Regions from separate parts of the Homo sapiens genome. Here regions 1 and 2 are each linked to region 3. Evidence: read pairs that join two places in POLR2A ChIA-PET (ENCODE). Cell type or tissue: CD4-positive, alpha-beta T cell. All regions are shown on one strand. Each heading gives the region's core, and the rest is flanking DNA. Links, peaks and the distances in the headings are about the cores only. Region 1 has its middle 5.8 kb from the start of MIR23AHG. Region 2 holds the start of MIR24-2 (microRNA 24-2). Region 3 holds the start of C19orf53 (chromosome 19 open reading frame 53).

Region 1 (10,768 bases), core at 492-8,491, 73 kb after region 3:
CTGCCCAGGGAGAGGCAACCCAGGAGGCCGTGAGCCCCTGGGAATAGAGATTGGTGAGGGGCGGTTTGGCGGGTGGGCTCGGTCCCAGACCCAGGGCACACTGGGCACTGCAGACCCCTCCCGGGGAGGGGGGCCTGGGTCTGGGTATTGCCCTGGGATGCCACCAAACAGGAACCCCCACTTGCTCCAGTTCCACAGCGCCTTCTCCAGCCTTAGGAAGTTCCTCCTCTTATCCTACCTAACCCTCTCCTGCTGCCATAGAAAAGACTTTCTGGTCCCAGGCCATGCAGCCCCTGGGTCTGGGTCCCCTCCCCCTAGGCTTCCCGGCACCCTCCCCCACCCGCTGGGACCTCTGGGAAACTCCCCGGGCTCCCGGAGTAGCTCTGGGAGCAAGGCCCTCCCTGGATCCCTCCCTCTTTCCCGGTGTGCCTGTCTTTCCCGCTCCATCCTCCAGCCTCCACCGGGAGGAACGCGGCTGCATTGTTCCTCAGGAGGAGGCCCTGCCTCGGGGCCTGGCCCAGTGCCCAGGTGGGTGGCCAGGAACAAAACTCTGAGATCGAGGGGCGGGGTGCCCTCTGCAACCATGCCAGTCTCCTTGGGCATGTCCCGCTGCCATCTGCCCTCTCCAGGACTCGACAAAGGCCGATGGACCCCTATCCACCACCCACGACCACCATCGTGTCACAGTGGGGGTCTGGAACCCGCAGGACCCTTCCCAGACCTGGGTGGGCATTGCTTTGGGGGATGATGTTTTCCACTCAGCCCCCAATATTTTTGAAGTGTCATCCTTGGGGCTAGGGATCCAATTCTTCATCCACGTCCTGGGTGGTAAGATAGCAGCCTCCCCTTTTGAGTAACTCTGGGGGTGGGGGCGCGGGGGTACCCAGCAGCAGGCCAGGCCCTCCAAGGGACTGGAGGGACTAGTTGGATGCTTCTGTGTCACCTTGCACCCCAGAATTCCTCCAGGGTCCCCCATTTCATCAGCTCAGCTGGCTCTCACCTTGCTACCTGGTGGAACTGGGGAGAGGGAGTTAGGAGCCACACCCAGCTACCATCCCGTGGGGCCCAGCCCTGGGGACTCCAGGGCCTTTTCTTCCCTGTGGGGCCCAAGGGGCAGGCTGGCCCAGGATGCAGGATCTGACAGGTTGGGGCAGGAGGGGGCAGAGCCGCCTAGTGGGGCCCCAGGGGAAGATTTGGGGTGGCACAGAATTCCCCAACTCAGGGTGGGGCGCAGAAGGTGGGAGCAACTTACCACATGGCCTTCTGAGCAGCTACACACAAGAATGGCATTTCCAGGGCGGGCCTGGGGTGGGGGTGGGGGTCTCCCTGTAAGGGACACACGCACACAGACAAACTTGTCATTGCAAAAGTAGAAAGTGACCAAATTACAATGACAAACAAAACTCGGATCTCTACCGCATCCCCATCCATATTGCCCCTCCAGAATTCCCTTCACCCCATAATAAGGCCTTCCATCCAGACATTGCCTGTCCCGTCATCAGTCCAATTCACATTCAGGGAGAACACCTCCTCCATGCTGGCCTCTGGGGATACCTCTTCCCCCAGATTTTTTTTTTATCTAATTTTCGCTGTTCTGTTGCCTGTGGCTTGGACCACACCCCGGCTCACTAGTATCCCTCAGCCCAGGCTTGGAGGGTCCTCCCAGAACCCCCACCTCTCCCTCTGGGTCCCTTGACATTTACTTCCACAGGCCCCGGTCCTGAGCCTGCCGGTTTACCCAGGGGACAGCAGGTGAGGGAGTGATGAAGGGACAGGGCGAAGGTGAGACCAGGTCAAGTGGTCAAATGGCATGGCACACACACACACACACACACACACACACACACACACCACACACCCTTTTGTTCATTCTACAAACATTGAGTGCCTGCTGTATGTATGTCAGGCTCTGTTCCGGGCATTTGGGGACACAGAAGAGAACAAAACAGAAAAAAAAATCCCTGTACTTTTGGGACCAGCATCTATGGGAGAAACAAACATGATAAGCAGATAGATAGGTATAAAGATATATAATGTGGCCAGGAGCGGTGGCTCATGCCTGTCTTCCCAGCACTTTGGGAGGCTGAGGCAGCCTGATCACTTGAGGTCGGGAGTTCGAGACAAGCCTGGCCAACATGGTGAAACCCCGTCTCTACTAAAAATACAACAATTAGCCGGGCATGGTGGCGCACGCCTGTACCCAGCTACTCGGGAGGCTGAGGCAGGAGAATCATTTGAACCAGGAGGCGGAGGTTGTAGTGAGCCAAGATTGCTCCACTGGACTCCAGCCTGAGCGACACAGGGAAACCCTGTCTCAAAAAAAAATTATATATCTATATATATTTTTAAAAATTACATATCTATATATTTAAAAATTATATATCTATATATATTTTAAAATTATGTGTCTATATGTTTAAAAATTATATATATATTGTTTTAAATTATATTATATATATATATATATATATATATAAAATGTGTTGGGTGGAAAGTCTATGGGTAATCTAGAAAAAGGCAAGAGAGATGAGAGATGAAATGAGTGGAGGTTAGGTCAGGAAAGTCCTCCCTGAGGAGGAGGTGACTTTGAACAAAGACTTTTAGGCACTGAGGGAAAAGCCAGGAAGACATCGAGAGGAAGAGAGTTCCAGGTAGAGAACGGCCAGTGCACAGGCTTTGCGGTAGGACGGTGCCTGGAACATTGGAAAACCAGCAAAGCAGACCGGTTTCATGGAGGCAGAGAGAGGAGTGGAATGGAAGAAGAACAAAGATTTGTTTTGTTTTGTTTTGTTTGAGAAGGAGTCTCACTCTGTCGCCCAGGCTGGAGTGCATTGTCACAATCTTGGCTCACTGAAACCTCTGCCTCCCCAGTTCAAGCGATTCTCCTGCCTCAGCCTCCCAAGTAGCTGGGATTACAGGCGTGCACCACCATGCTCGGCTAATTTTTCTATTTTTAGTAGAGACAGGGTTTCACCATATTGGCCAGGCTGATCTTGAACTCCTGACTTCAAGTGATCCGCCCGCCTCAGCCTCCCAAAGTGCTGGGATGACAGGTGTGAGCCACAGCGCCAGGCCCTACACCCCAGCTTTCTAGCTGGATGTCTTTGGGATGGCTTTGGGGCCAGGCGATTACACTTCCTAAGCCTCAGTTTTGTCGGCTGAAAAATGGGGCTGAAAATGCGCAATTTGCAGTTGTTACCAGGCTTTGAGGTGAGACGTGTGATGTGCTGATCGCAGGTAGAAAGAGGGTAAGTGATACACCAGGTACACCTGGATCAAGGGACCCTGACAGGCCCAGCCGGCCCACAGGTCACCCCAGCTCACATGCAGGGCTGCCTGCTGGGCCCCATGGCAACGCCACACACAGAGACATCAAACAGGCCCTGCCGAGGAAGTCCCACGTCACTGCGGTTAGAGTGGCTCCTCCCAGCCCAGCCCCCGGCTGGCGGCAGTGACCCCCATGCCAGTCAGGGCCCCTGCCTCCTGTTGCCCTGGCGACCAGCTGTGTTATGGACTGAGCCGGGATCCCACCACATCCCTGCCCCCTCACCAGGGCACCAGCCACTCCCCACATCCGGAGAAGGACATTACACGGTGGCCCCAGCTCACCGTGACAAACTCAATTGCCTGGTGTCTGGAGCACCAGGAAAGACTTTGTCTACCTACATAATGGTTCAGAAGGGCAGAGAGGTCCCAGGGATCTGTGGGGACTCCCAGCCAGGTGCCTGAAATCCCCGGGGAAGGGTCCCAGTATTGCTCAAGGGCACTGGTGGGGCAGGTCAGACAGGAATAGACCCCAGGCCTGGCCCAGCCCCCACCTCAGGAATGACTCACCACCCACCCAGCTCCCGATGACATCAAGGCCTGGCCTGCCACCCTGACCTGGCCCCAGGCCAGAACTGGGGGGGCGCACCCAAGAAGTGTCACATCTGGCTGTCCCTGCCTGGCTGGGATCTGGTACGCAGAGGGTTAAGGAGAGCCCTTCTGGGGGTCTCCCCCCCATCCCATCCCCCCCACTTTCCCGGGGATTTCGGGCCCCAGCCCCTCTGACGTCACTGGGGGTTGCTATGGCAACTGGCCGAAGTTCCCAAATAAAATTACCGCGGGCGGGTTAAGTTTCCTAGGAGGCAGCCGACGGGTAAACAATGGCGGTGGCAGGCGGGGCCGGCGAGAGGCCGTCTCCCCCTCTTACCCCCGACTCTGCTGGGACCTGGGGGTCCCTGGGGCGAGGGGCAGGGTCCCCCTCCCTGCCCAGGATCTGAGAGCCCTCGAGCCAGCGAGGGGATTGGCGCCCAGATGAGGGACAGCGAGGCCACGACCCACATGAGCGGGGGATGGGGACGAGGGGTCTTTGGAGGGGAGGCTGGGGCGGCGGGGAACAAAGAGGGGACCGGAGGCCTGGGGATCCACCCTCCACACACCCTCCCCCCTAACCCCGCTCCCGGCCGGCCGCCAGTCCAGCTGTGGCTGTTCCCAGCTCCCTGGCTCCCCACATCTGGCGGGCCGCGCGCTCACTTCCTGTCGCCCCGGCTGCCTGGAGGGAGGTAAAAATAACCCGCCCCCTCCCCCTGCCGGCGGCGCAGACGGCGGATCCTCCCAGCCTGGAGGAGGGCGAGGCCGAGCCTCAGCCGGGAGAGGAGGCCCCCTGAGGCCGCCTCCCGTCCCTCCCAGTGCCTCGCTGTCCTGGCAGGAGGGGGGCAAGTAGGGGTGCCACAGAGCCTAGGCTGCGCTGGGGGACTGGGGAAGCGCATCCCATGAGAAAGGCCCTTAGCTGGGTCACCAGGAACCCAGGGAACCATAGTGTCCAACCACCCCCACCAATCCCGTGGGGGAGGGGGTTCAAGTTCTGAGAGTTGAGGGACTGCAGCCAACATGCCTGGGTTCCAATCGAGGGTCACCCACTTCCTAACCTAACAGTATAAACAAGTTACCAAAAAAAAAAAAAAGCCCCCCCCCCGCACACACACGACAAGAGCAAAACTGCTCCAGGCCTCAGTTTACCTAGCTGTAAAATGGGCATGATAGCAGTACTCACTTCAAAGTGCATTTGTTGGGTTAGGAGTGTCAACTCACTCTATAATCCCAAAACTTTGGGAGGCTGTGGCAGGAGGATCGCTTGAACTTAGGAGTTTGAGACCAGCCTAGGCAACATAGTGAGACCCCCATCTCTACGAAAAAGTGAATAAGTAAAATGAAAACACATAAAAAAGAAAAATAAAGTGCATTTATTCCCTGAGTGTTAGCTATGATCGTTTCCCCCTCCCCAGGGGCCCCTGAGACCCACCCCCCTCCACCAAGTACAGTTCCCAGATGAGACACAGGACACCCAGTGAAACTTAATTTTTCAGATACACAGCGGATCTCTTTTTTTAGTATAAGTATGTCCCATGCAATTTTGGGGACATCGCTATACTAAAAAAAAAGTTTTATACTAAAAAAAAATTACTTGTTCTGTATCTGAAATTCAAATTTAACTGATGTCCTGTATTTTTTATTTGTTAAATCTGCCAACTGTATCCTTAAGTCACCATCATCTCTGGCCTAAATATATTCCAACAGCCACCTCCCTGGTCCTCTCCGACTTTCCTTATGCCTTCTAGCCATTCTCCAGAGACAGCCCGTTAAATCCAATCACGTGTCCCCTCTACCTTCCACTTGGAAAAGTTCCTGGTGTCCCAACCTCTCCCGCAGGAAGGTCCTGCCTGTTATTCGCCAACTCCCGAGCATCCTTCAGTTCCCAGGGTATCACCTCCTCCGAGAAGCCCTCCTCACCTTCTTGGCTTTAGACTGTCCAGGATCCCTGTAACTCAGCCATCTCCCCAACTCAACCATTTGAGTGATTGACTTGGTCATGTGAGCCAAATGGACATTTCTTACAGGACTCAAAGCTGGTCACTTCCCAGGCAGCTGGTCCATCTCCGTGTCTGAGATGCTAGTATCTACTCTTCTCCCCGCCCCATAGGATCTGGGGCTCCGGAAGGCCCCTCAGGCAGCTCCCTTAAGGGTCCTGTGGGCGGCTCAGTGGTGACTATTGGGGTGCCAGGGAGCCCGGAGTTCAGGCCATCTGAAGCTGGTGCTGGGAAACTCTCTCCCTGCACTCAGATGGCATGGGAAGTCTAGGGGGGTGCTGGTGCAACCTCTGTAGTGCACAGCCTTCAGTATCATGTGTCGACAGCCCCCAAGGAGCCCACCAGGCGCCATCCCCCACTTGCATAACCTACCCACACTTCAATGTAGCCTTGGCACCTATCCCCACAACGCCTGAAGACTCCCACAGATATGGCCCTGCCAAGGCCAGGCATGCACCCTCCTGAGACAGGTTTGGGAGCCCGGATGCCAGCTTGGCTGTGCATCCTCTGGCAAAGGACATTGACCCTCTGTTGACTCAGTTTCCCCATCTGTAAAATGAGAATGTCAATGAAACGTCAGAGGGCCATGGTGAACACTATTTTTAATTTTTATTATTATTATTTTTTGAGACGGAGTTTCACTCTTGTCACCCAGGCTGGAGTGCAGTGGCACGATCTTGGCCCACTGCAACCTCTGCCTCCCGGGTTCAAGCGATTCTCCTGCCTCGGTCTCCCAAGTAGCTGGGATTAGAGGTGCTGGCCATCACGCTCGGCTAATTTTTGTATTTTTAGTACAGACGGGGTTTCACCATTTTGCCCAGGCTGGTCTTGAACTCCTGACATCAAGTGATCCACGGGCTTCGGCTTCCTAAAGTGCTGGGATTATAGGCGTGAGCCGCCGCGCCCGACTTCATGGTGAACATTACATGAGTTAATACACATAGGCCCACACATGCATAGAACAGGCTTAGAACATAGAACGTGCTCATTAAGTGTTAGCTAGTTTGGGAGGTCGGCAGGGGTGGGGAGGATGCAAAAAAGCCCTCATCACAGCGCTCCTGACAGCTCCCGCCAGGCCAGCTCCCCAAATCCCTTAGGAAAATGGCCTCGACCTCTCAGCTGCAACTCTGGCCCAGCCGCCATCTCCTGACCTGACCGCCCACTTCTGGGGAGCCCCGGTGGGTCTGGATTGGAGAGAGCCACCCTCAGCCCTCCCCACCTTCATTGGACCACAGCTGTCTCCTTCACCATCACCTCCGTGCCCACCAGGATTACAGGCCTGATCTGAACCCCTAATCTAGGGAAGACTACGGAGTCCCAAAATCCCTCTTAGCGCGCACCCCGGCCTGAGGCTCGAACCCAGGTCCGCGCTGGAGGGCGGTGGCGGTTGCCGAGCAACGCGCTGTTTGTTGGCGCGGGGGGCGGGGCCGGGGCCGGCGCGCGGTGACTCACCGCGGCGTGATGCGGACGGGCGCGGCGCCCAGCAGCCTGGCCGGCGGCCCGATCTCGGCTGGCCTCGGCGTCCGGAGGGGCCCGGCGGCGGGGGCGCCTTAGCCCCCAAGTGGGCGCCGGAGGCCCGTGGGGAAGCGGCGGAGCAGGTCCCGGGCTCTCGGACTCGGTTCGAATCCCAGCCCTGCCTCTTACTCTTGACTCTTGATCTGTGACTTCAAGGCTCCTTGCCTCAGTTTACCCGTCAGTAAAAGAAGCGACACTGGAGGGTGCAGTAACCCACCACTGGCATTTAAAGCAGCTGAGATGATCACGCAGTGACACTGCGGGGCAGCAAGTTTGGGACACCCAGATTCTGCACGTGAATCTCCTGTGTTAAACTCTGCAACCTCACGGAGAATCAATTTCCGCATCTGTTACAGGGCAGTAGCAAGAACAAACACCCTGCCTCTCGGGTGGTTTGAGAATCCCGTGAATTCATAGTGAGACAATGCGTGGCACATTTCAGTACCATGTCTGCTGCCCCACGGAGGGACGGGATGTAGGAGGTTTTCTCTGTGGTCCGAGCTCAGGAGGGCAAGGAGGTGAGGGCAAGACTGGAACCCCTAGAAGTGGGTGGCAAGTCACAGGTCCAGGGCAGGGTGGCATGACCATGGCTGCAGAGGCCCCTATCCCGAAGCTGGCTCACAGCACCTGCTGCGGGCAGGCAGAAGGGGGGCCTGGGGGTGAGTCACCGCCCAGCAATGAGGCTTGAGTCACACAGGGCGGGGTCCCCCGTTAGCCCCCCCAGCTGCTCCCACAAAGGCCCTTTGAGAAGAGTTCCCCACCCCCTACTCCCACCCCCTAGGCCCTCTCTAGGGGTGGGCTGTGGGGCCGAGGCCCTGCTGGGCTGCCCCCAGGAGCCCGGCCTGGGTCTGGGAGGCGCCAGCCAGTTTCAGCCATGTCTGTGAAAAGTCACCATAGGAAGCTGGGTGTCCCCCGGGGAGGGGGCTTCCAGGCTGCCTGAGTCACTGGAATGGTGGAGGGTCACACGCGCAGGGCCCACGCACACAGCGGGCAAATTGAGTCAGACTGTCTGGTGGGGCGGGCAGGCCAGGACGCTTCGAGTCAGGCTGAGAAGGAAACCTGGGAAGAGACATGGTTCTTCCAAGCCTGTGGCCTCTGGCAGAGAAAGAGGGTGCTTGAGGGCACATATGGTGGGTTTCACCACACCTCCTGCCTAGGCCTCCCCTCCTTGCCTGCCCCGAAACAGTCTCCCCCACCTTTCTATCCTTCTTAAACTTGGAGTGAGAAGGACAGCAAGCTGGATGGGATTCCAGGGAGGCACTCTACTAGCGGAAGAATTGAGATTTTTTTTTTTAATTTTATTATTTATTTATTTATATTTATTTACTTTTTTTTTTGAGACTGAGTCTCACCCTGTCACCCAGGCTGGAGTGCAGTAGCACAATCTCGGCTCACTGCAACCTCTGCCTCCCAGGTTCAAGCGATTCTCCTGCTTCAGCCTCCCAAGTAGCTGGGACTACGAGCACACGCCACCATGCCCAACTAATTTTTGTAGTTTTAGTAGAGATGGGGTTTCACCATGTTGGCCAGGGCAGTCTCGAACTCCTGACCTCAGGTGATCCGCCTGCCTTGGCCTCCCAAAGTGCTGGGATTAAAGGCGTGAGCTACTGCGCCTGGCCAATTTGTATTTATTTATGTATTGAGACAGGGTCTCATTGTGTCGCCCAGGCTGGAGTGCAGTGGCACAATCACGTCTTACTGCAGCCTCGACCTCCTGAACTCAGCTGAGCCTCCCACCTCAGCCTCCCAAGTAGCTGGGACCACAGGTGAGAGCGACCACACCCAGCTAATTTTTGTATTTTTTTTTTTTTTTTTGTAGAGACAGGGTTATGCTGTGTTGCCCAGGCGGGTCTGGAATTCCTGACTCGAATTCCTGCCCTCAAGAGTTCCGCCCACCTTAGCCTCCTAAAGTGCTGGGATTACAGGCATGAGCCCCTGGGCCCTGACCTGTTTGTTTATTTTTTAGAGATAGGGGTGTCTCCATGTTGCCCTGGCTGGCCTCAAACTCCTGGGTTTAAGGGATCCTCCCGAGTAGCTGGGAATACAGGCAAATATGTCCACACCCAGCTTTAAGATAAAAAAAAATTATTATTATTTAATATTTATTTATTTATTGAGATGGAGTCTCTGTCACCCAGGCTGGAGTGCAGTGGCGCGATCTCGGCTCACTGCAGCCTCCACCTCCCAGGTTAAAGCGATTCTCCTGCCTCAGCCTCTGAAGTAGCTGAGACTACAGGCGTGTGCCACCATGCCTGGCTAATTTTTTGTATTTTTTAAGTAGAGACGGGGTTTCGCCATGTTAGCTAGGATGGTCTCGATCTCCTGACCTGGTGATCCACCTGCCTCGGCCTCCCAAAGTGCTGGGATTACAGGCGTGAGCCACCACGCCCAGCCCAGGATCAAAATTTTTTAAGACAAGGTCTCACCACTGCCATCTCAAGCTCCGGGGCTCAAAGGATCCTTCTACCTCAACCTCCAGAGTAGCTGGAACTACAGGTGAGCACCACCACACCTGGCTAATTTATTTATCTTGTGGGGGTCGGGGCGTGAGGGTCTTGCTGTGTTGCCTAGACTGGTCTCCAACTCCTGGCCTTAAGTGAGCCTCCTGCCTCAGCCTCCCAAGTAGCTAGGACTACAGGCATGTGCAAGCACACCCAGCTTATTTATACACATTTATTTTATTTTATTTTATTTTATTTTTTTTTAGAGACAGGGTCTTACTATGTTTCCCAGGCTGGTCTTGAATTCCTGGTCTCAACCAATCCTCCTCCTGCATTGGTCTCCCAAAGTGCTGGTATTACAGGCATGAGCCACCTCGGCTGACCACTTTGCTTTTTCTATTTGTTGACTGAGATGGCTATAAAGGGACTAACAGACTGGTAGCCTATACAGACAGCATGGATAAGCTGGGTAAAGGGATGATTCACATCCCAGGACTGTGGGAGATTTCATCACACTACTCAGAACGGCCTGGAATGTGAAGGTATGACTTGTTTTATTTCTGGAATTTTCTTTCTTTTTTTTTTTTCTGAGACCGAGTCTCGCTCTGTCACCCAGGCTGGAGTGCAGTGGTGTGATCTCTGCTCATTGCAACCTCTGCCTACCGTGTTCAGGCCATTCACCTGCCTCAGCCTCCCGAGTAGCTGGGATTACAGGCGCGTGCCACCACGCCCGGTTAATTTTTGTATTTTTAGTAGAGGCGGGGTTTCACCATGTTGGCCAGGCTGGTCTCGAACTCCTGACGTCAGGTGATCCGCCTGCCTCGGCCCCCCAAAATGCTGGGATTAAAGGCGTGAGCCACCTCGCCCAGCCTCTGGAATTTTCCATTTAATATTTTTGGACCAAAGTTGACCAAGGATAACTGAAACCGAGGAAATCGAAACTGCAGATAAGGGGGACGACTG
Region 2 (8,770 bases), core at 1-8,000, 63 kb after region 3:
GTGGTCTGTGCGTGGACACTCGCCAGGGGACGTGGCCAGGGCGTGTCTGGGATCTTGCGCCACTGAAGAGGCTCCCAGTCGTCAAATAGAGTGAGGGATGGGATCCAAAGGACGGCGAGAAAGCCCGTGGTTGTCTAAACGTCCCTGGCTCCCCGAGAAGCAGTTTCCTCGGGGCCTTCCTGCCTTTTGGATGAATGGAGATGCTGTGTCTGGGTCACTGCCAGAGCCGGGGCAGGAGAGGACAGAGGCTTCCCGGAGCGGCAGGGCCCGTCGCTAGAGGGCGGGGCCCGCAGTCGGGGGCGGGACTTTGGCGGCGCTGTGCATGGGGATTGGCTTTTCGCACCGCCCCTCCGCTCGAGTGGGCCAATCGGAGACGGCCCCACCTCCTGCCCCGCCGCGCGTATTCCAGCAGGTATGTGCGGGCGGACCCGGGACTGCCCCGCGCGCTCCGTGGCGCCGCCTCGAGGTCTGGGACGGTGGAGGTGGGTGGAGAGCCCGGAGTGCACCCCTTGTGGTCCCTGCCGCCTTCGGACCTGGGGGACCCTTTACTGTGCCCCTCAGGTGTCACCCACGAATGTTCCCATGTTCCTGGGGCGTCACGCAGGTCCCAGCCACATCCAAATGTCCCCCCTTAAGAACTGGGGTTTCCTTCATGTCACATCCCTCAAACCCAAGTTCCCCTCCAGCATTCTCAGATACCAGGCACCCCAAATCTTCCCCTGAGGCCTGAGTAATCCCGTAGGTCCAAGTTGCCCCCAAATGTCACTAGCTCAAGACCCTCAGATCCTGGTTATCGCCACATGTCACCCCTCAGGCTCAGCGTTTCCCTCAGGGTCACCCCACCACCACCACTTCAGATCAGCTTCCATCCTCCCTTGATCAGCGATGTGAAAATCTTTCCACTCTAGGGTTTCCCTCATGGTCACCCCACGATCCAGGACACCCCCAAGGTCACCTTTCCAAGCACAGGATACCCTGCTGCACAGAGCAGGTGGGGCAGGGATGGGCAGGCAGGAGCCCGGAGTGCCAGGATGGTAAATTCAGGCCAATCAAAAGCTGAAACTCCAGCGATGGGAGGCAGGAGTGAATCACAGACCAGACCTTCAGGAATGAAGTCAGGGCAACTTTTATTTACTTGAACAACAGACATGACACACAGCACGATCTCTCCTCTCCATCCCATCCCAAGCTTCTGTCCACGACTACCCAGGGTGGGGAAAAAGGCAATGGCCCAGCCCCGATGACCTGGGGGACTTCAGTGTGCCTCCTCAGTCCCACCCAGAAAAAAGCCTCCTCCCATCTGATTTCAAGATAGTGGAGAAAAGCCAGGCACGGTGGCTCACACCTGAGCCACCTGTAATTCCGGCGCATTGGGAGACTAAGGTGGGAGGATGGCTTGTGGCCAGGAGTTCGAGAACAGCCTGGGCAACATAGTGAGACCTGCCCCCCCATCTCTACAAAAATTAAAATTAAAAAAATTAGCCAGGTGTGGTGGCGCATACCTGTAGTCCCAGCTCTACTGGGGAGGCTAAGGCAGGAGGATCACTTGTGCCCAGGAATTCAAGGTTGCAATGAGCCATGATCACACCAGCCTGGCCAAGATGGTGAAACCCCGTCTCTACTAAAAATACAAAGATTAGCCGGGCATGGTGGTGGGTGCCTGTAAGCCCAGCTACTCAGGAGGCTGAGGCAGGAGAATCGCTTGAACCCAGGAGGCAGAGGTTGCAGTGAGCCAAGATCACACCACTGCACTTCAGCCTGGGCAACAGAGTGAGACTCCGTCTCAAAAACAAACAATAAAAGGCCAGGCACGGTGGCTCACAGCTGTAATCCCAGCACTTTGGGAGGCTAAGACGAGCAGATTGCTTGAGGTCAGGAGTTCAAGACCAGTCTGGGTAACATGGCGAAACCCCGTCTCTACAAAACATAAAAAAAAATTGGCCGGGCGCAGTGGCTCATGCCTGTAATCCCAACACTTTGGGTGGCTGAGGCGGGCAGATCACCTGAGGTCAAGAGTTCGAGACCAGCCTGGCCAACATGGCGAAACTCGGTCTCTACTAAAAATACAAAAATTAGCCAGGTGCGGTGGTGTGCACCTGTAATCCCAGCTACTTGGGAGGCTGAGGCAGGAGAATCGTGTGAACTGGGGAGGTGGAGGTTGCAGTGAGCCGAGATCGAGCCATTGCACTCCAGCCCGGGTGACAGTGCGAGACTCCATCTCAAAAAAAAAAAAACAAAAAAAAAAAAACAGAGTCCTAACTCTTCCCTGCCCTGAGAACCCCCTCAAGGCAGGGAGGATCAGCTATTCCCAGCGCCTCAGGACTAAGCACACCTGCTTGTGTCCCTTCTGGGTCCACAAGGAACTTGTTCCATGCCCCACATGTGGGGCGGGTGTCACTGCTCCTCCCGGCAAGTTAGAAAGCTGCAGGGCCCAGCAAGAAGGGGCCAGGTCAGGTCAACCCAGCCTGATACCGGAAGCCAGGAGTTGGCATTTAACGGTCTGGAGGCCCAAGGCAGCTTCCTCTTGGGTAACTGGCTGCTAGGAAGGTGCGGGCCGGGCCAGTGCCCCTGCCAGGCTTGGGAGAGGAGGGGCCAAGCCTCCAGGCCCGGAAAGGACACAGCTGGCTTCCCTTTTAATGGAAGGGCCACCCACTCACCCACCTATCTATGCTGGCACCACAGCCCAGCCTGAGCTGTGGCCATGCAGGGGTCCCCAGTTGCAGAGTTGGGGATCAGGGCCTGCAGCACACATTTGGGCCCAGCCAACCCCACCCACCACATCCCTCCTCCAGACACAGGTCTGATTCTGAGTCCTCATCTCTGCTCCAAGCATCAGCCCACCCAGGGAAGGCAGGGGCTGCAGGCTCCAAGGGGGCTTGACCCCTGTTCCTGCTGAACTGAGCCAGTGTACACAAACCAACTGTGTTTCAGCTCAGTAGGCACGGGAGGCAGAGCCCAGGGAGGCCAGGCAGCAGGATGGCAGGCAGACAGGCGGCAGCAGGGGACAGGCGGCAAGGCCAGAGGAGGTGAGGGCCTGGGGGGCGGAACTTAGCCACTGTGAACACGACTTGGTGTGGACCCTGCTCACAAGCAGCTAAGCCCTGCTCCTCAGGCCAGGCACAGGCTTCGGGGCCTCTCTGCCACCCCGTCCCCGGGCAGCATCCTCGGTGGCAGAGCTCAGGGTCGGTTGGAAATCCCTGGCAATGTGATTTGTGACAGGAAGCAAATCCCATCCCCAGGAACCCCAGCCGGCCGTGGCACAGGGGTGAGGGGGGCACCGGGCGGGGCCAGAGGCTGGCACCTGGAGGGGAGAAAGAGAGAGAGAGCAAAGGAGGTAATGAGATTTGGGGACACCTCCCCTCCAGGTCCCCAGATGCTTCCTTTGATCACAGGGAAGCTCTTTTCTCATATGCAGGAGCCACCACACGGGGAGCTGGAGCCTAGCTGTGCCCTCCGTTCCAGCCCCAGGACTGGAGAGGCAGAGATACCTAGAGGGCCCATGCGGGACAAGGAGGCTACAGCAACTTGCATGGCCAAGCTCCCCCCTCATTGAGCCCTGGGCAGGCCAAATGGGGCCATGGGGAGAGGAAGCCAAGGGGGGCCAGGCAGGCGGGTGAGGAAGTGATCTCACCCCAGCTGGCGCCACTTCCTAGAAGCCTGGAGGGCAGGAGGAAACCACCAGGGCCTCCCCCCCCGTGGCCCGGTCTCCTCAGTGGCCAGGGCTTAGCCCACACCCACCAGGGCGGATGCCGGCAGCAAGGCACCCCCCTCTCTTTCTAGACACGCACCCCCCGCCCCCCAGAGCACAGGATCCAAGCTCCAAGATACAGGCCTCTCCACCCAAACAGCCCAAGGTTCAAATCCTTGCTCCACAGTTTCCCAAAGACTCTCCAAAGCTTCAGTTTCCCCATCTGTAAAATGGAGCCAAGAGCCTCTTTTGCATAGCCCAGTGAGATGTCACCGAGTATGTATGTCACTCAGTAAGTGCCCAGCACCAGGGCAAGATACAGGATTTTCAGGACCCGGTGCAAAATGAACACGTGGTCCTCTAGTTCGAAAACTAAGAATTTCAGGCCAAGCATGGCGGCTCACGCCTGTAATCCCAGCACTTTGGGAGGCCGAGGCAGGAGAGTCACCTGAGGCCAGGAGTTCAAGACCAGCCTGCGCAATACGACAATACCCCATCTCTACAAAAAAAAAAAATATTTTTTCTTTTTTGAGACAGGGTCTCACTCTGTCGCCACGGCTAGAGTGCAGGGGTGCAATCACAGCTCACTGCAGCCTCAGCCTCCCAGGTTCAAGTGATCCTCCCACCTTAGCCTCCGGGGTAGCTGGGACTACAGCTATGCACCACCATGCCCGGCTAATTTTTTCTTTTTCTTTTCTTTTTTTTTTTTTTTGAGACAGAGTCTCGCCCTGTCGCCCAGGCTGGAGTGCAATGGCGTGATCTCGGTTCACTGCAACCTCCACCTCCAGAGTTCAAGCAATTCTCCTGCTTCAGCCTCCCGAGTAGCTGGGATTACAGGTGCCCGCCACCACGCCCAGTTAAGTTTTGTATTTTTAGTAGAGACGGGGTTTCACCATGTTGGCCAGGCTGGTCTCGACCTCCTGACCTCAGGTGATCCGCCCACCTCGGCTTTCCAAAGTGCTGGGATTACAGGCGTGAGCCACCACACCTGGCCCTAATTTTTGTAGAGATGGGGTTTTGCCATGTTGCCCAGACTGGTCTCCAACTCCTGGGCTCAAGCAATCCGCCTGCCTCAGCCTCCCAAAGTGCTGGGCTTACAGGCCTGAGCCACAGTGTCTGGCCCACAAAAAATTCACTAAAAAATCAGCCAGGAGTGGTGGTACACATCTGTAGCCCCAGCTACTCAGGCGGCTGAGGTGGGAGGACTGCTTGAGCCCAGGAGTTTGAGGCTGCCGTGATCTATGACCATGCCACTGAACTCCAGCCTAAGTGACAGAGCAAGACCCTATCTCTAAAATAAACAAAAACAAGTTTAAAAAAAGAAAATAATTTCAGGCTGAGCGCGGTGGCTCATCCCTATAATCCCGGCACTTCGGGAGGCCAAGACAGGAAGATCGCTTGGGGCCAGGAGTTCGAGACCAGCCTGGGCAATACAAGACAAAAAAATTAATAATAATAAAAAAAAATTCATGACCCCAGCAGTGCAACATTAAACTAACCTCCAGGTCCCTCCAAGCAGGGCTGCCGTGAGACTGCCCGTTTCACAAATGCATGAAGCCAGCCCTAAGTCTTTAGTGAGTGGAGCTTCTTTTGATAAGAGCCCAACACCTGGCTAGCAGACTCCAGTTTTGGAGCCCAAGTCTGCCCAGATTTGAAAGCCCCAGCTCTGCAGCTTCTGAGCTGGGTGACTCTGGGCAAGTCACTCAACCTCTCTGGGCCTCAGCTTCCCCATCTGCAAAACAGGGATAATAAGTATGGACTTCATAAGTCATGGTGAGGACCCCATGAGTGATAAACATGATCACGACAGAGCTGCTGCTGTCTTTGCCAAGGCAAAGGATAACGGAAACGTGGGTGTCTCACACCAGGACCCCAGTGTCCGCCCGATGTGGTGGCGCTCACCACTTCGAGACAGGCGGCGAGTGATGTCCTGTTTTGTCCCCTCCCTATACACACATACACACATACCAGCCACTCTTTCCCATCAGGCCCCAGCCCAGCCCTGTCCCCTTAGGGTCTGGAGGCGCCAACTGGGAGCAGGCGAGGCCCCGCAGGGCGGCCAGCCTCCCTGGGCCGCCTCCGGAAGTGAGACAGCACATTCGTGTCCCAGGGACGAGAACGGGAAGGGCGGCCATTTGGCCAGGCTCGTTTCCTGTGGGGTTTCCCCTGCACAGAGCCCAGGGCCGGGGCCAAGGCCACTCCCCATCCCCGCAGGCACAAAAGGTCTGGGTCTTGAGTGGAAGGGGTGCTGCCATGCAGGTGCCCAGGAGACAGGGTCCCCTTTACCAATCATGGTGCACTTCTCAGGCTCTTGGGAGATGGTGTCCAGGGGGAAACCAAGCTCCTAGCAGCTGGAGGCATGAGGGAGAGGGCGGGCCCCTGGGCTGGGGAGCAAAGCAGGCCCCAGGCTGCATCAGGACACCCCGGCCAGCCAATGCATGTGGGTATGCCTGAATACCCCCTCCAGACAGCGTGTGCGTGGACCAGACACACAAGGGTATGTATGTGTACCGCTACCCCCCCAACCCCATGCTCCAAGAATGAATCAGGGGCAGCTTCCGCCGGGGGCGCCACCACCACCTCCGCCCCCAAGCCTGGTCCCCAAATACTTTCCACCCTCACAGAGCAGCTGGGATCGGAAAATACCAAGGGCTGCAGGCCCCGCCCTGCCCGCCGCGCCACCCGCCCTCCCAGCCTGTCACTAACGCTTTGCCTAATGGGCCCAGACTCTCAGCAGAAGCTCCGTGGGCTGGGCCTCGAGCCAGCCGCCAACCTGGGCTGCCCGGCCAAGCGCCGCCTGACCAGGAGCCCCCCGCCCCTCTGCCCCAATCCCAGTGCAGCGACAATAACAACCGCCCCGATGGGCAGCCCTCAGAGGGTGGCACTGGGTAGGGAAAGTCAGGGCACTGACAAGTGGGTGGGCCCCGCTGCCCACCCAGGGCTGGGGTGGGGGGAGGCTCAGGAAGGGGTGAGTAAGTGAGGGCTGAATCACTTGTTATAAATAGGGGAACCATGAAAGTGACATCCCAGCCCCCATTGCGTCCCGCCAGTCCACACTCTAACCCCCACTTAGACTTTAATCTTTCCCAGACCAATCACAGAATTCCCAGGGGCCCCCTCACCTTCATGTTGGGAACCCTTAGTAGAGTGGTACACCCCGTCATCAGGTCCACCCCTGCCTTCTCCCCACATAGGTACATTTTGCAGTGAGGGCCTGGCTGTGGGGGTCCCCTGGCCTTGAATGCAGTCACTGGTGTCTGCGCCCTATCCACCTCCCTCAACGCACCGATTCCCAGGCCCAAGGCTCAGGGCCTCTAGGCTCTCCAAGGCATTCTCAGGGTGTGGGCCACCACAGTCCTGGAGGGTGACCCCAGAACCTAGGCCAGGCGGGAGGCCAGGGGGCTTGGCATCTTCGAAGTCAGTTCCCCAGGCACCGAGGCCCCACATCCTAGACCACCCAGCCCTGCTCTGCCCAGGGCCACAGCTCAGTGACCACACCCAGGGTGGCGCCAGCTCCAGCACCCTGGGGCAAGGCGTCGCTGGAGCGTGACTCAGCCGTGCCCAGCATGGCGGCGCCCTTCTCTGCCCAGGGATTCTCACCCACACCCACTGCCCTCCGCTCAACATCCTTCCCAGGCGACCGGCCCTAAAGGACACACCTTCCCCAGACACACCTCCGTGTCCACCCAGGACACCAGGAGGGAAGAAGGCGGCCAGGGGCAAAGTGTACACTTCTCTCCGTCCCATTTCCAAATGCTTCCCATTTATAGATAGAATAATTAAGGCTCAGAGATTCAGACTGGGGCTTAAGGTCATGGAATAAGTCTTAAAAAAAAAAAAAAAAAAAAGCCAGGCCTGACTGTGGCCTAAAACACATCCAACGTGGAAAACAGAGGTTACAGGAAGGAGTTTTCTCAAGATCGCCCAAGGTTCCTGGCGCCGTTATTCATGGAGGACAGAATCCCCCACCCAGCTTTCCAAGGTGAAGGGCAAACTCCAAAAAATGCTTTAAGAGGTATCAAAGCACCACCTAGATCGGGCGAGCGGGTCACCCCAGTGTACCCACCGGGCTAATTACCCTGGGATTGCAGATAGATGGGGGCCTGCCCCGCAGCTGCGGTCTGCATGGAACATCTGGCGTCCACTTGCATTGTTAGAGGGTGGGCACGACACGGGGGTCCCTCCTAAAGCATCCGCCTCTGCTGTCTTTCTCCAGCGAGCAAGGGTCGGCGGAGGCTCAGTGGCCAGGCCAGCACAGACAGGCCCGACCCTCTGGACACGCCCTGTCACGCATGTGCTCCGCGTGCCAGCCCCAGGCCAGGCCGGCACCTATTTTAGGGCCCCCTCTAGATCCACAGGCAAGGCCTGCCTGTTGGGGTCTTGAAGGAGCTCCCAGAGGACGTGCTGCAAGGGCAGAGGGCCATGGGTGCCTCACGGGATCAGAGAACAAAGCTAGCACCAGCCCCAGGGCCTGTGCCTTCCCAGGACATCGGCATGTGAACACATGTACCCAGGCTGGCCCGGGCAGGGCATGTGGGCGAGCGGACAGGGTGTGTCCAACATCACCTCGCCTCTAAGCCTGGGCACCTGTTGGGTACAGCCCTCCAGCTGGGGCAGGACTGCCAGAGGACACCCCTTATGCCAGGGGTCCCCCAGCCCCCAGCCTCACCCTCATAGACCAGGAGTCAGAGGCTGCCAGCTGGGGAAGGTTGGGAAGGGGGCAGGTGACAAGGAGCCAGCTGCACAGCCAAAACATTCAAGAAGCCACTGGGTCTGGGGCCTGGCTGGGCTGGGCTGGGCTGGGCTGGGCAGGAAGGTCAGTTAGGGCTAAGGGCTTTAGGGGCAGCCAAATCTAGTGCTAAAATCAGAAAACAGTCTGGGGCTAAGACAGAGGGGTCGGGGTTCAGTCTGGGCCCTTTTAACCTCCTCCTTCAGCCAAAAGGCACGGGGACCCCAAGCTGCACAGGGCTGGTCCCCAACCTGGCTTTCCTTCCTATGCAACCTTGAATGAGCGCTTTTCTCCGAAGGGAAAGGAGACATCCCCCCAGCTCCCACCAGCCCCTGCCCAACAAGAGACCTTCC
Region 3 (10,338 bases), core at 1,485-9,484:
GTGATATGCAGGTCCTTGTCATCCTTCTGGAACATACACAGCTCCTACAAGCCACTTTTTCTTTTTTCTTTTTTTTGAGATGGAGTCTTGCTCTGTCCCTCAGGCTAGAGTGCAGTGGCACGATCTGGGCTCCCTGCAACCTCCACCTCCCGGGCTCAAGCAGTTCTCCTGCCTCAGCCCCCCAAGTAGCTGGGACTATAGGTGGGTGCCACCACGCCTGGCTAATTTTTGTATTTTTAGTAGAGATGAGGTTTCAACATGTGGACCAGGCTATTTATTAACTACTGACCTCAAGCAATCAGCCTGCCTCTGCCTCCCAAAGCGCTAGGATTACAGGTGTGAGCCACAGCACGCCTGGCCCAAGCCACTTCTTCTAACAGGTGCATCCTGGAGGTCAGATCCAATGTTGGAATTTACAACTAACCGGTTATATGAATGATCTTGAGTAACTGTCTTGCTATTCTCCACTTAGGTTTTCTTAAGAGGAAATAAGAATATCTGGCTGGCCACGTGTTTGTAAAGAAAAACCAAGACGGCCAGGCGAGGTGGCTCACACCTGTAATCCCAGCACTTTGGGAGGCCGAGGCGGGCAGATCACAAGGTCAGGAGTTCGAGACCAGCCTGGTCAACATAGTGAAACCCCGTCTCTACTAAAAATACAAAAATTAGCCGGACATGGTGGCACCCGCCTGTAGTCCCAACTACTCAGGAGGCTGAGGGAGGAGAATCACTTGAACCTGAGAGGCGGAGGTTGTGGTGAGCTGAGATTACACCATTGCACTCCAGCCTGGGCAACAGAGTGAGATTCTGTCTCAAAAAAAAAAAAGAAAAGAAAAAGCAAGATATTTCTACACTTATTTTTATTTGTTTATTTTCATAGAGATAGGGTCTCGCTATGTTCCCCAGGCTGGTCTCAAACTCCTGGCCTCAAGCGATCCTCCTGCCTCAGCCTCCCAAAGCACTGAGATTACAGGTGTGAGCTCCCATGCCTAGCTGCAAGACTTTTCTTAGCTGCCTATACTTCCTGGCTGTGCAACCGTTAGCAAGTTCCCTAAATTCTCTAATTCCCTAAGATCCTCACTGGTCCTATCTGTAAAATGGGCTATGGCTAGAACCTGCTGCATAAACCCAAGGGCGGTCAGTGAATTAACCCACAGGACATTTAGATCAATGACTGGCCCTTTAAATAGTTCATGCACTCAGATGCCGTGGCTCACGCCTATAATCCCAACACTTTGGGAGGCGGAGGTGGGCGGATCACTTGAGGTCAGGCGTTCCAGACCAGCCTAGCCAACAGAGCGAAACCACGTCTCTACTAAAAAAATATAAAAATTAGCCAGGCGTGGTGGCACATGCCTGTAGTCCCATCTACTTGGGAAGCTGAGGCATGAGAATTGCTTGAACCTAGGACGCAGAGGTTGCAGTAAGTTGAGACTGCACCACTGCACTCCAGTCTGGGTGACAGAGCGAAACTCCATCTCAAAAATAAAAAAAAAGGCCGAGCGCTGTGGCTCACGCCTGTAATCCCAGCACTTTGGGAAGCCGAGGCGGGCGGATCACCTGAGGTCGGGAGTTCAAGACCAGCCTGACCAACATGGAGAAACCCTGCCTCTACTAAAAATACAAAATTAGCCGGGCGTGGTGGCACATGCCTGTAACCCCAGCTACTCAGGAGGCTGAGGCAGGAGAATTGCTTGAACCCGGGAGGCGGAGGTTGCAATGAGCCAAGATAGCGCCACAGCACTCCAGCCTGGGCAACAAGAGTGAAACTCCATCTCAAAGAAAAAAAAGAAAAAACAGTTCATGAAATATTAGCATGAACCAATATTAGCATTATGGGGCCAGGTAAAATGGCTCACACCTGAAATCCCAGTATTTTGGGAGGCTGAGGTGGGAGGATCACTTGAGCTCAGGAGTTCAAGACCAGCCTGGGCAACATTGCCAGACCACAATCTCTAAAAAAATTGTTTTGCCAGGTGTGGTGGTTCATGATTGTAACCCCAGCACTTTGGGAGGCTGAGGCGGGCGGATCACCTGAGGTCAGGGGTTCGAGACCAGCCTGGCCAATGTGGTGAAACCCCGTCTCTACTAAAAATACAAAAAAAAAAAACGTTAGCTGGGCGAGGTGGCAGGCGCCTGTAATCCCAACTACTTGGGAGGCTGAGGCAGGAGAATCGCTTGAACCTGGGAGGCACAGGTTGCAGTGAGTTGAGATCATGTCACTGCACTCCAGCCTAGGTGACAAGAGCAAAACTCCATCTCAAAAAAACAAAAAAACAGCTAGACATGATGGTGCACATCTGTGGTCCCAGCTGCTCAGGAGGCTGCAGCAGGAGAATCGTTTGAATCCAAGAGGCAGAGGTTACACTGAGCCAAGATCGCACCACTGTACTACAGCCTGGGTGACACAACGAGACTCTGTGTCAAAAATAATAATAATAATTAAAAATAAAACTAAAAAAATAAGTGGGATGGGCCAGGTGCGGTGGCTCACGCCTGTAATCCCAGCACTTTGGGAGGCCGAGGCGGGCAGATCACCTGAGGTCGGGAGTTTGAGACCAGCCTGACCAACATGGAAAAACCTCGTCTCTACTAAAAATACTGGCTGGGCATGGTGGTGCATGCCTGTAATCCCAGCTACTCGGGAGGCTGAGGCAGGAGAATTGCTTGAAACCTGGGAGGTGGAGGTTGCAGTGAACCAAGATCGTGCCATTGCACTCCAGCCTGGGCAACAAGAGCAAAACTACATCTCACAAAAAATAAAAAAATAAGTGGCATAGATGTGTATAGGACTTTGAATTTTTCTTGGGGACTGACATTCTAGGGGCAGTGGCGAGTCTAAACTTACTATTGAGTACAATGTCCATGCCTGCATGTACTTTTGGGGTGAGAATCCTCAGGTTCTCAAGGACTCCCCAACTCCAAGAACCACTGTGGTAGAAACAGATGACTACAACCTGAGAACTTTCACAGAAGCAAATTCTTGCCTCCTTGCCTCCCCTCTCTCCCCTGCAGGGATTGGAGTTTGGAATCCTGCCTTCGATGTCACCCCCCACGACCTCATCACTGGTGGCATCATCACAGAACTGGGGGTCTTTGCCCCTGAGGAGCTCCGGACAGCCCTAACCACCACCATCTCTTCCAGGGATGGAACCCTAGATGGACCCCAGATGTAACCAACTCAGCTCTCCCTAGCCTGCCTCTCTAGGTTTTTCAATACATTTCTTGAATGGCTACCCAAAAGCTGACCGTCCAGCCCCTGACCACACTTGTTCCTAGTGCAGGGAGCTCAGACAGGGCCTTCCATCTAGAGCCCAGCACCTAGAGCCAGGCTGCCCAGATTCAAATCCTGACTCCGCCACTTTTCCCACTGTATGATCTTGGGCAAGTCACTTCACCTCTCTGTGCCTTGGTTTCCTCATTTATAAAATGTGGATAACAGGCCGGGCGCAGTGGCTCACACCTGTAATCCCAGCACTTTGGGAGGCCGAGGCAGGTGGATCACAAGATCAGGAGATTGAGACCATCCTGGCTAACATGGTGAAACCCCATCTCTACTAAAAATACAAAAAATTAGCCGGGTGTGGTGGTGGGCACCTGCAGTCCCAGCTACTTGGGAGGCTGAGGCAGGAGAATGGCGTGAAACTGGGAGGCAGAGCTTGCAGTGAGCCGAGATAGCGCCACTGCACTCCAGCCTGGGCAACAGAGCGAGACTCCGTCTCAAAAATAAATATAATTAATTAATTATTTAATTAAAAAAATAAAAAATAAATGTGGATAATACTAGTACCTCCCTCTTAAGGTCAGGGCTGGAGCTAGGGTGACATCTCCAGGGCAGAATTTTAAGAGGACACCAAAAAAGCTCAGCAACCAAGATAAAAAATATTTTAAAGCAATATTTTGTTTTGGGTTTTTTTTTTTTGAGATCAAGTATCACTCGTTACCCAGGCTGGAATGTAGAGGCGAGATCTCAGCTCACTGAAACCTGTGCCTCCCCGGTTCAAGCGATTCTCCTGCCACAGCCTCCTGAGTAGCTGGGATTACAGGCATGCGCCACCATGCCCAGCTAATTTTTCTATTTTTAGTAGAGACATGATTTCACCATGTTGGCCAGGCTGGTCTCGAACTCCTGACTCAAATGATCCCCCTGCCTCAGCCTCCCAAAGTGCTGGGACTACAGGCATGAGCCACTGTGCCTGACCTTACAGCAGTATTTTTTAAAAATCAAAATTAATGCAAAAATCCATGATGAGGCCAGGCTTGGTGGCTCATGCCTGTAATTCCAGCACTTTGGGAGGATCCCTTGAGCCCAGGTGTTTGAGACCAGTTTGGGTAACATAGGAAGAGCTTGTCTCTACAAACAAAAATTTAAAAACAATGAGCTGGGCATGGAACTCACACCTCTAGCCCCAGCTACTCAGGCTGAAGTGGGAGGATGGCTTGAGCCCAGGAGTTCAAGGATGCAGTGTGCTTTGATTGCACTACTGCACTTCACCCTAAGCAACAGAGTGAGACCCCATCTCTTTAAAAAAAAAAAAAAATCCATGATGAACAAAACAAGTATTTGTTTGAGACGGGGTCTCGCTCTGTCGCCCAGGCTGGAGTACAGTGGTGCCATCTCAGCTCACTGCAACCTCCGCCTTCTGGGTTCAAGCGACTCTCCTGCCTCAGCCTCCCGAGTAGCTGGGATTACAGGAGCCTGGCACTATGCCTGGCTAATTTTTGTATTTTTATTGGAGACACCATGTTAGTCGTGGCTGGTCTCCAACTCCTGACCTCGGGTGATCCGCGCCCCGCGGCCTCCGAAAGTGCTGGGATTACAAGCGTGAGCCACCGTGCCCGGCCTAAATAAAATTTTGAAGAGGCTAGAACCCCGCACTTGTGCCTTGAGCTTACTGACCTCAACACCCTGGTTCCACTAAAACTTTATTTACAAAATTATGCTGCCGGTCTGCAGGATGTAGTTTAACAATTTGATTATTTTGGATATTAAAATATTTTTTAAGTCTTGAAAATATTGTTTACTATTACCAAAGTTTTTGAACCTTCTTAAATTCTGTACCAGAGGTGAGTGCCACACCCTAACCTAGTCTGAGTTTTTATGTGTAAAGATCATAAAACGTTGTAAGTTTTCTAAAACACATAAGCTCTCAATAAACGTTAGCTTATCATTGTCACCGTTTTGTTCGTAATGTTTGAAAACTCCAACTGTGATCCACTACACTACCCTTGTGGGATGCTGTCTCTTTAACTCTGTGCCACGTTGTATCCCGTGAGTTCTTGCGTTTTTCCGCCCCGCTGTATCCCATGGTTCCCTGTGCCTTCCGGCTACGACTGCTCACAGTCCCGCCTCTTCCGCTGCGTGCCGGACCATGGCGCAGGGGCAGCGCAAGTTTCAGGCGCACAAACCCGCAAAGAGTAAGACGGCAGCGGCAGCCTCTGAAAAGAATCGGGGCCCAAGAAAAGGCGGTAAGGAGCGGCCCGGGGACTTGGGGGCGAGGTGGACCCCCGGCTTCCCGGCCTCACGTGAGCACATCTTTCCCCAGGTCGTGTTATCGCTCCCAAGAAGGCGCGCGTCGTGCAGCAGCAAAAGCTCAAGAAGGTGTGCGGGGGCGAGAGATGGAGCCCGGAGGGCGGCGAGTAGCGAGGGGTGGAACCCGGAGGACGGCGAGGGGGGATGGGTGGAGCCCGGGGATCAGTGAGGGGAGAGGGTGGATCCTGGGGACGAGCTAGGAGCGAGGGGATAGAGCCAGGGGCCGCGTTAGGAGCGAAGGATGGAGCCCGGGGCGCAGAGAGGGGTAAGAGGTGGAAGCTGGCGAGGGATAGGGGCTGGGGGACGTGCTAGGGACGAGAGATGAAATCTGGAGGCCGGCGAGGGAAGGAGCACAGGGATCGGCAAAGGGCAAGGGATGAGGCCTGGAGGACTCCCAGCTCTGTGGGCCTCCCTTTTCTTCCTTGTGCAAGGGGTGCAGGAACACCACTTACCACTTCAAAAGGGCCTCGTAGAAGCAAGACCTGCGGCCCAAAAAGGGTTCCAATAACGTCAGCCTCTTGCTGTTACTGTTTTCTTTAATTGAACTCAGGAAGACAGCGAGGTGACATGGGAAGGGAATTGAAAGCCCAGCTTTGTAAACCTAGAACAGCAGAGGGCTCAAAGAAGTGTGAGGGTGCGTTGGTTATCGTCATTTTTTTTTGAGTCAGGGTCTCACTGTTGCCCAGGCTGGAGTGCAGTGGCCCCATTATAGCTCACTGCAGCCTCAGCCTCCTGGACTTAGGCAATCTTTCCGTCTCAGCCTCTCGAGTAGGTAGAATTGCAGGTGCTCGCCAATACGCGGCTAATTTTATTTTTTTTGTATTTTTGGTAGAGACAGGTTTCACTATGCTGCTCGGGCTGGTCTTGAACTCCTGGCCTCAAGGCATCCTCCCGCCTCTGCCTCCCAAAATGCTGGGATTACAGGCGTGAGCCACCCTATGGTTGTTTTTAAGTGCAACATTTATATGTAGATGGGTAAGGTTGAGCTTGTAAAGAAGTTGGAAGGAGATTTAAAACTGGTTTTGGTGGGAGTCAAACCTGGGTTTGAATTGTACTCCACAGTAAACAGCCCTGTGATCTTGAGCAAATTGTTTCGTCACCCCAGAGTGTCGGTTTTCTCAGAACTGGGTACCCACTGGCCCGCTTACCTCCGTGGAGTGGGGAATCTCATGGTCACCTTGCACTCAGCATGTCCAAAACCAAATTCCTGATCCTCCCTTCCCATTCTGCCCTCCTCCCCCTGTGATCACTTCCTTCCAGATGCCATAGGTCATCCTTGAATCCCTCCTTTCTCTCACATCCCGGTCTCATCCCATTTGTTTTGTTTTGTTTTTTTGAGATGGAGTCTCGCTCTGTCGCCCAGGCTGGAGTGCAGTTGAGTGATCTTGGCTTAGGTGCAACCTCTGCCTCCTGGGTTCAAGCGATTTTCCTCCCTCAGCCTCCCGAGTAACTGGGATTACAGGCCTGCACCACCACACCGGGCTAATTTTTTTTTTTTTTTTTTTTTTTTTTTGTAATTTTAGTAGAGATGGGGTTTCACTATGTTGGCCAGGCTGGTCTCGAACTCCTGACCTCATGATCTACCCGCCTCGGCCTCCCAAAGTGCTGGGATTACAGGCATGAGCCACTGTGCTCGCCCCTATTTTGCCCTTAGAATCAATCCAGAATCCACCCGCCTCCCATCTTCTTGGCCCCTACCTGGTCCCACCCACATCATTTCCCACCGGGACCAGTGCAGCCACCTTCTCCCTTGTCTCCTGGATCCCACCTGGTCCTCTCACAGAAGCCAGAGGGTGCCCATGAGCACCTGAGTCGGTTCCCTCCCTCCTTGGCTCAGAATCCTCCATGGCTTCCACCTCACCCAGGAAAAAGGTCCAGTCCTCACTCAGCCACAAGGCCCTGTAGAATCTGCCCTCGTCTCCTTCCACCCTCTCCTCTGCTAACTCCCTCTAGCCTTACTGGCCCCTGACCCCTCCTTCCCGGAGCCCTTCCTGGGCTCCTTGTCCCACCTGAGAACTTTTGCACTGGCTGTTTCCTCTGCCTGGATTCCTCTCCCAATAATACACACTGCTCCCTTCTTCCAACTCTCTTCAAAGAGGCCTGCCTTGATGGTGACCTGTACCCATCCCTCCTCACTCCTGTTTCCTCTTTGCCATAGCAGCGCTTACCATCCTTTAACAGTGTAACATATTACGCTACTGATGCTTATATTGTCCCGGTACATGCACTGAATTCCAGCTCCATGACCCCTGCATCCAGGCACCTGGTTAGCTGTCCCGATGCTGGTGATCGTGGTCATTGGAACTGTTTTTGTTTTTTGTTTTTGTTTTGAGATAGAGTTTCGTTCTTGTTGCCCAGGCTGGAGTGCAGTGGTGCGGTCTGGGCTCACTGCAACCTCTGCCTCCTGGGTTCAAGCAATTCTCCTGCCTCAGCCTCTCGAGTAGCTGGGATTACAGGCGCCCGCCACCACACCTGGCTACTTTTTGTGTTTTTAGTAGAGATTGGGTTTCACCATGTTGGCCAGCCTGGTCTAGAGCTCCTGACCTCAGGTGATATGCCTGCCTTGGCCTCCCAAGGTGCTGGGATTACAGCCACTGCACCCAGCCGGAACTTTTTTTTTTTTCTTTGAGACGGTCTCACGCTGTCCCCCAGGCTGCAGTGTAGTGGAACGATCATAGCTCACTGCAGCCTGGACCTCCTGGGCTCGACCACCCAAACAGCTGAGACGAGAGGCACGCACCAGCACACCGTGCTAATTCTTTCTTTTAGTACAGATGCAGTCTCGCTGTGTTGCCCAGGCTGGTCTCGAGTTCCTGGGCTCAAGTGATCTTCCTGCCTCAGCCTCGCAAAGTGCTGGGATCACAGGCTTGAGCCACCACACCCAGTCCGTCGGAACTCAGAATGGCAGGGCAGAGGCAGTCTGGGAAAGGCGACTGAGCCACCAGTTTGGGGTTCACACTGCTGGTTTTGCCCCACGCTTGTGCCTTACTTGCCAGCTCCCTTGCCCACTCTTCAGATCCTCAGCTTGCCGTCTGCAAAGCAGAGATGACCTGGGGCAGAGGAGGCTGCCCTTCTAGAGGCTGGGACCAGAGGCTGTGGGCACGCCGGATCCCATGCAGTTTAGGGACCTGGGCAACCAGTGCCTCCTGGCTGCAGCAGACTGTTTCCCCATCCATAAAATGGGCATGAGCAGAGGTTTAGAAGCCAAGGTGCAGAAGTGAGGATTTTTGTGTGTGTGGAGGCCCCGGAGAGTGCAGGACTTAAACCCCAGCCACCAGACCCACAGTCAGGTGCGGTTCGAGGGGATAGTTGCTGATCTAGCCCCCTGCGAGCTCTAGCCAGGAAGAGGGTGACTGGTCAGGCCCTCTCTCAGCCCCAGGTCACAATCTGACTGCCCCGTGCTTCTCCCTCAGAACCTAGAAGTCGGAATCCGGAAGAAGATCGAACATGACGTGGTGATGAAAGCCAGCAGCAGCCTGCCCAAGAAGCTGGCACTGCTGAAGGCCCCAGCCAAGAAGAAAGGGGCAGCTGCCGCCACCTCCTCCAAGACACCTTCCTGAGGACGCTGGCCCCAGTGCAGGCCAACATCCCACCCCCTACCTCCATATGGGACCTTGCAAGTCATCCCACAGGCTGCACTGTCAGGAAGAGGACCCTGTCCCCCAGCACTGGGCTTCACCTAGAACTTCAGTGGGGGCCAAGGGTGCTGAGAACCCAGCAATGACCAGGAAGATACAGTCACTAACTTCATCTGTCCCCGTGCCCCTTCCCAGGTCCTGCCTCCACAGGTTTAACCCAGAACAATAAACCTGGCTTTGTCATCCCTCTTGCAGTCCTGTGTTCGGGTGAGCAGGCCAGGTGAGCCCACAAGTCTCCATGAGTGACGTGGCCTGGCGTGCTCCACCCCACCCCACCGCCTTTAGCAACCATGTGCCCAGGGGACAGCTGGGCTTCTACACCTCTGGCCCTGAGCCTGAGAGCCGGGAAAGAGTCTTTTCTCCATTTAACCCCGGGTGACTCACTCCCTGGCCAGTCCTCACCCCTGGGGACACAACCAGAGTCAAGCTGGACATCAGTAGGTCAGATGCCACCTCACAGGACCAAGGTGCCGATTAAACCGGAATACATTCAGAAACCACGTGGTACTACCTGGTTAAAGAGTGCCAACTGTAAGGTAGTCAGGACAGCCAGTGGTAGCACTACCTATGAGCCAGGCCGCACTGTCGCCCAGGCTGGAGTGCAGTGGCACAATCATAGCTCACTTCAGCCTCCATCTTCCAGGCTCAAGCAATCCTCCCACCTCAGCCTCCCAAGTAGTTGGAACTACAGGCATGCACTGCCATGCCCAGCTGATTTATTGCTTTTTGTAGATGTGGGGTCTTGCTAAGTTGCCCAGGCTGGTCTCAACTTCATGGCCTCCAGCAGTCGTCCTGCCTTGGCCTCCCAGAGTGCTAGGATTACAGGTGTGATCCACCATGCCCCACAAGTTCTAATGCGTTATACATGTCATCTAGCAGGATGCCCTGTTCAGGTCCTGCATAATGTTCCAGAGTGGAATTGATCCCGTAGTTGGCAGAGTCCTGATCCGTGCTCTCAGCTGACCCTCTGGCTACCTGTCACTGTCAAGACCAGAATTCACTTCTGCCCATCCTGGAGTTCCTCCACCTCCAAATTGTTTGAGTCTGTTGTGCCACACAGTACCTATGGAATATTCTGGGATCTCTGGCCTGATAACCTTCCTTTTCTCCCTTCACTGGATCCAGGTCAAGGTCACAGCACAGGGAAAAGTTGGGCTGTAGTCTGGG

The links. ChIA-PET counts read pairs that join two places held together with the same protein. Peaks named below come from ENCODE experiments on the same cell type or tissue, not always from the same donor. Only the 100,000 strongest peaks of a DNase experiment are listed, where the experiment ranks them.
Region 1: POLR2A ChIA-PET joins it to region 3 with 10 read pairs; 32 of 35 experiments call an interaction of 5 or more read pairs at or near these places.
Region 2: POLR2A ChIA-PET joins it to region 3 with 10 read pairs; 31 of 35 experiments call an interaction of 5 or more read pairs at or near these places.

The regions. Positions count from the first base shown.
Region 1 is chr19:13,843,286-13,854,053 of GRCh38, forward strand. No RefSeq gene overlaps it. Among named protein-coding and RNA genes, the nearest start is that of MIR23AHG, 5.8 kb to the left of the region's middle. RefSeq lists a cis regulatory region at 1-39, enhancers at 3,706-3,885, 10,412-10,768 and silencers at 4,466-4,735, 4,556-4,761. In CD4-positive, alpha-beta T cell, for the core only: a CTCF peak has its summit at 4,588 (motif pointing left); DNase peaks (open chromatin) are centred at 3,217, 3,886, 4,556, 8,026 and 6 weaker places; H3K4me3 peaks cover 2,544 bases; H3K27ac peaks cover 5,569 bases.
Region 2 is chr19:13,833,406-13,842,175 of GRCh38, forward strand. It overlaps MIR23AHG (miR-23a/27a/24-2 cluster host gene), which reads right to left. Exons shown (of 1, transcript NR_036515.2): 1 at 1,111-8,770. MIR24-2 (microRNA 24-2) reads right to left here and starts at 2,954; the gene lies at 2,882-2,954. It overlaps MIR27A (microRNA 27a), which reads right to left and starts at 3,112; the gene lies at 3,035-3,112. It overlaps MIR23A (microRNA 23a), which reads right to left and starts at 3,254; the gene lies at 3,182-3,254. RefSeq lists enhancers at 19-68, 119-168, 5,187-5,296, 5,327-5,546, 5,767-5,866, silencers at 279-468, 6,287-6,516, 8,425-8,484 and a cis regulatory region at 8,411-8,770. In CD4-positive, alpha-beta T cell, for the core only: CTCF peaks have their summits at 373 and 588; DNase peaks (open chromatin) are centred at 366, 3,666, 5,836, 6,296 and 6 weaker places; H3K4me3 peaks cover 4,977 bases; H3K27ac peaks cover 6,788 bases.
Region 3 is chr19:13,769,106-13,779,443 of GRCh38, forward strand. MRI1 (methylthioribose-1-phosphate isomerase 1) reads left to right here. Exons shown (of 6, transcript NM_001031727.4): 6 at 3,016-5,177. The coding sequence ends at 3,176. C19orf53 (chromosome 19 open reading frame 53) reads left to right here and starts at 5,351. Exons shown (of 3, transcript NM_014047.3): 1 at 5,351-5,469; 2 at 5,547-5,602; 3 at 8,947-9,668. The coding sequence starts at 5,373. The coding sequence ends at 9,093. RefSeq lists enhancers at 5,042-5,111, 5,182-5,381, 5,358-5,887, 5,888-6,416. In CD4-positive, alpha-beta T cell, for the core only: no CTCF peak of the experiment used is centred there; DNase peaks (open chromatin) are centred at 5,326 and 6,026; H3K4me3 peaks cover 1,408 bases; H3K27ac peaks cover 1,652 bases.